Regions from separate parts of the Homo sapiens genome. Here region 1 is linked to region 2. Evidence: chromatin loops called from intact Hi-C (ENCODE). Cell type or tissue: CD4-positive, alpha-beta T cell. All regions are shown on one strand. Region 1 holds the start of H2BC11 (H2B clustered histone 11). Region 2 holds the start of TRQ-TTG3-1 (tRNA-Gln (anticodon TTG) 3-1).

Region 1 (4,000 bases), 820 kb before region 2:
GACTTCAACTCTTCACCTTATTTGCATAAGCGATTCTATATAAAAGCGCCTTGTCATACCCTGCTCACGCTGTTTTTCCTTTTCGTTGGCGCTTTATAGCTACACAGTGCTATGCCAGAGCCAGCGAAGTCTGCTCCCGCCCCGAAAAAGGGCTCCAAGAAGGCGGTGACTAAGGCGCAGAAGAAAGACGGCAAGAAGCGCAAGCGCAGCCGCAAGGAGAGCTATTCCATCTATGTGTACAAGGTTCTGAAGCAGGTCCACCCTGACACCGGCATTTCGTCCAAGGCCATGGGCATCATGAATTCGTTTGTGAACGACATTTTCGAGCGCATCGCAGGTGAGGCTTCCCGCCTGGCGCATTACAACAAGCGCTCGACCATCACCTCCAGGGAGATCCAGACGGCCGTGCGCCTGCTGCTGCCTGGGGAGTTGGCCAAGCACGCCGTGTCCGAGGGTACTAAGGCCGTCACCAAGTACACCAGCGCTAAGTAAACAGTGAGTTGGTTGCAAACTCTCAACCCTAACGGCTCTTTTAAGAGCCACCCATGTTCTCAAAGAAAGAGCTGGTGCTTGTATTCCTCCTCTGCTGGCCACTGACAAACCCTTGTAACTTGCTACTGTGTTTTTTGGTCTGAAGTAGAGCAGTTATTTAACTAATCCTTAGTGACTTTTTTTTTTTAGATCTGCCATTCTAATCTTAGAGTTAAGTAAGGAGATGGGAAATTTTCTATTATAAGTTCGAAACCAATTAAAATACGTTAGAAACCAATTAAAATACTCGTCGGTCCCCCGTCGGTTAGTGATTTGGAACAGTGCCAAGTTGCAGCGGTTGTCAGTTTGAATTTGCCCGGGCAACGCCCGCCCTTCCTCTGCATCCTGATTGGTTGTTGTATCCAGGAAGTCCACGGTCGGCTTGGGTGCGCCAAAGGAATCCAAACCCCGCCTTTATTTGGCCTTCCTTACAAACTCAGTAAACTGTCAGTTTCTCATTCTTTAGTATTTTATCGCTTTCGGGAAGGAGATTTATTTCTAATTAGTTTTCGTTGGATAGAGCGTTTTTTTTTTTAAAGGGACCCTTTATGGCAACATAATCAGTTTTTTTTTTTTTGAGAAGGAGACTTCCTCTGTCGCCCAGACTGGAGTGCGGTGGCGCGATCTCAGCTCACTGCAGCCTCCGCCTCCCGGGTTCCAGCGATTCTCCTGCTTCACCCTTCCGTGTAGCTGGGATTACAGGCATGCGCCACCATGCCCGGATAATTTTTGTATTTTTAGTAGAGATGGGGTTTCACCATGTTGGCTAGGCTGGTCTCGAACTGACTTCAGGTGATCCACTAGCCTCAGCCTTAAAGTGCTAGGATTACAGGCATGAGCCATCAAGCCCGGCTACAACGGAATTTGAATGCTGTAGTTTTCAGCCTGAGAAAGATCAATGCTTTATTTCTGATTAGAATACTATTTTCCCTTTATGGTATATCTATATAAGCAAAGGCATTAGAAGCCTAAACAGGACAATTCGGGGCGTAATGAAGGCAGAAAGCTTGAGGACATTTATCCCAGACTCTTTTCTGAAACAAGTCAATTTCAATTTTAAAACTCCTTTCGTTAGTATTTTAAATACTGTTTTTGACTTTGCCTAGAAGAAGTGAGGAAAAACAAGTTCCCCCTTATTCAGGTTGTCACAAATGAGAACCAGTCACCCAACAAACGATGTTGCTCTAGGTTGTAACTTCAGTCATGTGTCTCTTAGGTAAAAATCCAAGGTCTATAAAGCATTTGGAAGCTCCCACTATGACTAGGTTTTGGTTTCAAAGGTAGTAATTGTATATAAACTTGAGTTACTATCTAGTTTATTTAAAATGGATCTAAATTTAGCACAGTAATAACATCTAAAACAATTAGTATTTTTGTTAAATCCACTATCAAATACACACGTTTCCCTTGTTGACTCAAGTCCTGTTTTTTTCAAAGCCCAGTTAAATATTGCCTGCTTTATGAAATTTCTTCTGTTTTTTTAGCTTTTTCTCGGACACTTGTCCAGCCTTTGAAAACTGTCTGTAGAGTTTCTAAAATATGTATCTCTCTGAATTGCTATCTGGTTTGTTGTATATATTTCTATGTAGAAAATATACACTCAAGTTCTTTTCCTTCACCATAATCATCCCGTACTAAGGATAACTGAACTGTTATCAATTCTGTGAATAAACAGAACTTAAATTACTTTTATGACATTATTGTTATGTTACATGGGCCTCTGACCCTCTCTATTAATCCAAATAGTCAGATGATAATTTCCAAGCTAAATAACTTGCTTCTTTGTCTTACAGGATATAGAAATCAGAATAAAAAGCAGGGTTTGTAAGAAAAGGAGGATTGCGACTGACTCATGGGTATATTGTCCAGCCACAGGTGAAAATTTGTAAAGGCTAGGTTTTCGAAAACTATACAAAGTTAAGTTGAAAAGAACCCAGCTAATTCTCCTGTTACTCAGAAGACTAAACTGCCTAAGGGGTAATGAAACAAATGATCACCTTATGGGTTATTTTCATCTTGCTGGTGTCCCCTTAATAAGGACAAAGAGTTAATACTTTGCTTGAAAAACTGAATGGGACTGGGCGGGGTGGCTCACGCCTGTAATCCCAGAACTTTGGGAGGCCAAGGCTGGTAGATCACTTGAGGTCAGGAGATCGAGAGCAGCCCCTGCCCCTGGGGGATGGTGAAACCCCGTCCCTACTAAAAATACAAAAATTAGCCTGATGTGCTGGTGGGACCCTGTAATCCCAGCTATTCGGGAGGCTGAGGCAGGAGAATCACTTGACCCCAGGAGGCATAGGTTGCAGTGAGCCGAGATCGTGTCAGTGCATTCCAGCCTGGGCAACAGAGGGGACTCCGTCTCAAAAAAAAAAAAAAAAAAAGAAGAAAAACTGAATGCTGCAAGTTCAACCCATTACTAACCAGTTCCTGAAGAATTGGCTTTTTTCCCTTTTTTTTCCTCTGGCTTTTTCCTTCATTTTAAAAAGGGGGATGTAACAGTGCCTCTTGAGCAAATAGTTTTGGTATACTTAGAACAATGTCCTGTACATAGTAAGCATTCAATATATGTTGGCTAATACTACTGATGCCGGTTGTAACAGTAGTATTAGAAACCGTAACTCAAGTATGTCCATAAATGGCAATAGGGAAAAGAATTGCTGCCACTCAGCACAATTTGGAGTATTGAATGTCATTGTTTACTTTTTCTAGAAGGAGAGTGACCTAAGACACTGATCTAAACTGAATGTACATGGCTAATGGTTTGGATAGACAGATTTTTTTAAGTGGGCAAAAGTGGAGGTTGTGTTGACTGGAAGCTTTGGGGAACAGTGATACGGATGAATTTCCCAGAATGGTCCCAGAGTATGAGAATAATATCCCACGTGAATGCTAACCTAAATTCCCACTCTTCAGAGGAGGCTATCAACAATCAGGTACACATCAACCATATGGCTGTCATGTAGTCTCTTTTCCTATCACCCCACTTATTGCCCAAGTGATTTACTTGTAAACTGTGACCAGGGTGGTAGGCAATGATAGAGGTGATACTTGAGTTCTGTAGTATAGACTTAGCTCACCAAGGCTGACCTCTGGATACTGCTGCTGCTAAGTGTCCCATATGTCAGGGGAAGTATTCTTGTATTCTTGCAAGTATTTTGTCATGGATGAGGCAGAGATTTGTCTTCACTGAGATAAACACTCTAGATTTCGATATGCTTCACTTTCTTACATGCTATTGCTAGCAGGACCATCTGTGAACTTACTGAACGCTTTATACCTCATATCTCAACATTTTTTGGACCCATTTCTATACATTATACAGAAAGGGTAAGGTAATGCATGGGTGACCATGAGACTCGGTAGTCCTAATGTGTACCACATTCCTTATAAGCAGAAGTCTGAATTTTTGGAAGACTCAGTTAAAGTGGCATGTAGTCATTTAGCACCCTCTTGAAGTACTGTTCAATTT
Region 2 (4,000 bases):
TGAACTCCTGGCCTCAGAGGATCCTCCTGGCCTCAAGGGATCCTCCTGCCTCGGCCTCCCAAACTGCTGGGATTACAGGTATGAGCCACAGCCCAATTTACTGTCTATATTAACATGACTTTACTATTCCACTATTTTCATCAACATACCTTTACCATTCCCAGAGACCTTTGCCCAGGAAGCTAAAGTTGCAAATAAATTTTATTTATTCTAGGACCCTATTGTTTATTCCAGGAAGTTCTTGAAACACATATTAACTTCTTAATAGAAGGCCATGGCCAGGCGCGGTGGCTCACGCCTGTAATCCCAGCACTTTGGGAGGCCGAGGCGTGTGGATCATCTGAGGTCAGGCCAACATGGTGAAACCCCGTGTCTACTAAAAATACAAAAAATTAGCCAGGCGTGGTGGTGGGCGCCTGTAATTCCAGCTACTCAGGAGGCTAAGGCAGGAGAATTGCTTGAACCCGGGAGGCAGAGGTTGCAGTAAACAGAGATCGCGCCACTGCACTCCAGTCTGGGCGACAGAGCGAGACTCCGTCAAAAAAAAAAAAAAAAAAAGCCATAACTGAGGCTTCCAGTTAACAGCCAAGTGAATGAGCTTAATTTCCTTCCTGAAACTCAAATTTTCTCCCTTCCCTTCCCTCCCCTCTCCTCCCACCTTTGTCACCCAGGCTGGAGTGCATTTGATGGGCCATCTCGGCTCACTGCAACCTTCTCCTCCCGGGTTCAAGTGATTCTTGTGCCTCAGCCTCCCGAGTAGCTGGGATTACAGGCGCGTGCCACCACGCCCGGCTAATTTTTGTATTTTTAGTAGAGACAGGGTGTCACCCTGTTGGCCAGGCTGGTCTCGAACCCCTGACTTCAAGCTATCCACCCGCCTCGGCCTCCCAAAATGCTGGGATTACAGGCTTGAGTGTCTTTTTCACTTTGAAAGTCTCCAAGGGTCACGTATCAGCAGACTTTCTGCTTACTTCTACGTTCAAACGTTCTGAAAAATATTCTTACGTATTTACTTACTTCTATGTTCAAACGTTTACTCAGAATATTTAGACATAATATTTGACTGGATTTTTAAAACATTATAGACAGAGAACATACATTGTCACTTTTTTTAAGGGAGATATGATGATAGATGTAAAAGAAAACAAATCCATGTAACTACGTTTAGCACCGGTGGTTAAGTGGTTGAATTCTCACCTGCCGCGCGGAGTTCTAGGTTCTGTTGCCTCCTCGCTGCAACTGTAATTTTTTTTTTCCTGTGAACATTTTCGATGAAAATCTCAAGTAAAAAATGTTTGGAAGTAATAACGACTCCCTCCGGTATCCAGGAATGGCTGAAATTTGCCCAAGCATTTATAATTTCACCTTTATAAATTATGCCAATTAGCCTGCACTTTGTTTTCCCATAACTCGAAACATGCTTCCGTTTTAGAGAACTTCAACCTCAGCTGATTCGAATTTATCGAGGAAGAATTCTAAACCGCTGGTGTTTGGAAGTGGCGTGCAGCCCCATATGGATGGCCAGTGTGCACTTCTCATTCTCCAGGATAATTTGGCAAACGACAACAAATCATTTAAAATTAGGAAGATGCCGAAAATTGTAGCCTCTAATACATACTTGACAAGAGTAATGTTGAAACAGCAGAGTGGCGGAGCGGACTGTCGAGACAGCAGAGTGGCGCAGCGGAAGCGTGCTGGGCCCATAACCCAGAGGTCGATGGATCGAAACCATCCTCTGCTATATGGCCGCATATATTTTACTTGAAGACTAGGACCCTACAGAAAAGAGGTTTTAAAGTAGGCGTGCTAAACGTCAGCGGACCTGACCCGTGTAAGAATCCACAAGGTATCCTGGTGGAAATGCGCATTTGTAGGCTTCAATATCTGTAATCCTACTAATTAGGTGTGGAGAGCTTTCAGCCAGTTTCGTAGGTTTGGAGACCATTTAGGGGTTGGCGTGTGGCCCCCTCGTAAAGTCTTTCGTACTTCCTACATCAGACAAGTCTTGCAATTTGCAATATCTCTTTTAGCCAATATCTAAATCTTTAAAATTTTGATTTTGTTTTTTAACCAGGATGAGAGACATTCCAGAGTTGTTACCTTGTCAAAATAAACAAATTTAAAGATGTCTGTGAAAAGAAACATATATTCCTCATGGGAATATATCCAGGTTGTTGAAGGAGGTACGTAGTCGTGGCCGAGTGGTTAAGGCGATGGACTTGAAATCCATTGGGGTCTCCCCGCGCAGGTTCGAATCCTGCCGACTACGGCGTGCTTTTTTTACTCTCGGGTAGAGGAAATCCGGTGCACTACCTGTGCAATCACACAGAATAACATGGAGTAGTACTTTTTATTTTCCTGTTATTATCTTTCTCCATAAAAGTGGAACCAGATAATTTTAGTTCTTTTGTGTAACAAGACTTAGAGATTTTTTGAAGTGTTACATTGGAAAGCACTTGAAAACACAAGTAATTTCTGACACTGCTATAAAAATGATGGAAAAACGCTCAAGTTGTTTTGCCTTTCAGTCTTCTTGAAATGCTGTCTCCCTATCTGAAATCCAGCTCACGTCTGACTTCCAAAACCGTGCTTGCCTTTAACTTATGGAATAAATATCTCAAACAGATCCTTTCTGGTTCCCCTCGTGTCATCCTACTTTCAGAGGCCGGAATTGCAGAGGAAACACCAGATAGAGAATCTCCAAAACTGTTGCTAAGATGTTTTAAGAGATGTCTAAGTGTTGATATTTTCTTTTATAAACCCTTACGTAGAAAAAAGTATCGTGACCTAAAATTTCAGCAAATGCGAAGTTCTGATTAATCAAGGAACGCTCCTATTCATAATCTCCGTGGGCAGATCAGAACAAGTTTTTGGAAAGGTGAGTTCTGTTCTTGCTTTCTGCCTGCTGGAGCAGTTTTGTTACTTTCTCGGAATCTGGGACTATGCACCTATTTTGAGAGGCCAAAGTAAACAGCACTCTCAATAGACCAATTCCACGTACTACATTCATGTTATCAAAAATATGTCAGGAGATTACTGTGTTGTTGGCCCCATGGTGTAATGGTTAGCACTCTGGACTTTGAATCCAGCGATCCGAGTTCAAATCTCGGTGGGACCTACCAAACTTTTAGTGCTCTTTCTTTCTCTCAAATTACCATTGTACCCAGAGGAGCGTACACCTGATCACTTAAGCACCTTAACATCCCATCCCAGTCGGCAGCACGATGCTTTCCTGCAGAACAGCATCCTCTAATCTTTCACCTGGAATTTCACATCTGTTCTCTCTTGCCCCTCCTCTCTTGTTGGATGCGAGTTCCTCGGATTTAAATTATCATACGCAAGTTTAAGGATACGTCTTTCACCTACCAGACCTCAGTTCTTTCCTTTTTTGAACAATACTCAAACGGGTTCAAGTTTTTTCAGTTTCTAAGACGGACTTGGTCCAGATAGGTTTGTAGTGCATGTGAGTCTCTTGGAGCTTCTGCTACATGGGATGCAGATAGTATTAATTTAATAAATATTAATAGAATACTGCATCGAATAGACATGCTCTGTAATCAGTATTTTTATAAATTCATGAAATTGGTGGCGGAAGGCGGCCCCATGGTGTAATGGTTAGCACTCTGGACTTTGAATCCAGCGATCCGAGTTCAAATCTCGGTGGGACCTGTCCTGCTTTTTGTGACCCATCCTTCGTTCGTCTCTTAAATCATCAACACACAGCGATCTGTGGATTTACTTTCTCATTCACGGTTTCTTCTTCGGATTAGCAAGTGTCATGTAACTCCTGACTGTCATTTCTAGCTTCTGAGTAGTATCATGTCCTTGTACATTCTTGGTCTTTTCTCTTAGCATCCACACTTCCCTGAGTTCCCAAAGGCAGCCAGGGTGTTATTTGAGTGCTCAGGGTGCTTAATGGTTTATGTGTCAGAGGTCCCTCCCGCGAATGTTTTCTTCTTTGGAAGCCCCTCAAAATGCAAGGATTTACATAAGAATTATA

Evidence for each region. Hi-C counts contacts between places; a loop is a spot of excess contacts. Peaks named below come from ENCODE experiments on the same cell type or tissue, not always from the same donor. Only the 100,000 strongest peaks of a DNase experiment are listed, where the experiment ranks them.
Region 1: a loop joins it to region 2, with 2.8 times the contacts of the local background. A loop is called at or near these places in 6 of 110 quality-filtered maps.

The regions. Positions count from the first base shown.
Region 1 is chr6:27,128,862-27,132,861 of GRCh38, reverse strand. H2BC11 (H2B clustered histone 11) reads left to right here and starts at 67. Exons shown (of 1, transcript NM_021058.4): 1 at 67-546. The coding sequence starts at 112. The coding sequence ends at 492. RefSeq lists enhancers at 1-166, 298-367, 378-447, 788-847. In CD4-positive, alpha-beta T cell, a CTCF peak has its summit at 2,436; DNase peaks (open chromatin) are centred at 861 and 1,261; H3K4me3 peaks cover 1,635 bases; H3K27ac peaks cover 1,531 bases.
Region 2 is chr6:26,310,865-26,314,864 of GRCh38, reverse strand. TRQ-TTG3-1 (tRNA-Gln (anticodon TTG) 3-1) reads left to right here and starts at 3,598; the gene lies at 3,598-3,669. TRQ-TTG3-2 (tRNA-Gln (anticodon TTG) 3-2) reads left to right here and starts at 3,047; the gene lies at 3,047-3,118. It overlaps TRS-TGA3-1 (tRNA-Ser (anticodon TGA) 3-1), which reads left to right and starts at 2,188; the gene lies at 2,188-2,269. TRX-CAT1-3 (tRNA-iMet (anticodon CAT) 1-3) reads left to right here and starts at 1,670; the gene lies at 1,670-1,741. RefSeq lists silencers at 2,130-2,369, 3,071-3,120, 3,551-3,600 and a cis regulatory region at 3,587-3,806. In CD4-positive, alpha-beta T cell, no CTCF peak of the experiment used is centred here; DNase peaks (open chromatin) are centred at 1,204, 1,674, 2,244, 3,034 and 2 weaker places; H3K4me3 peaks cover 2,756 bases; H3K27ac peaks cover 262 bases.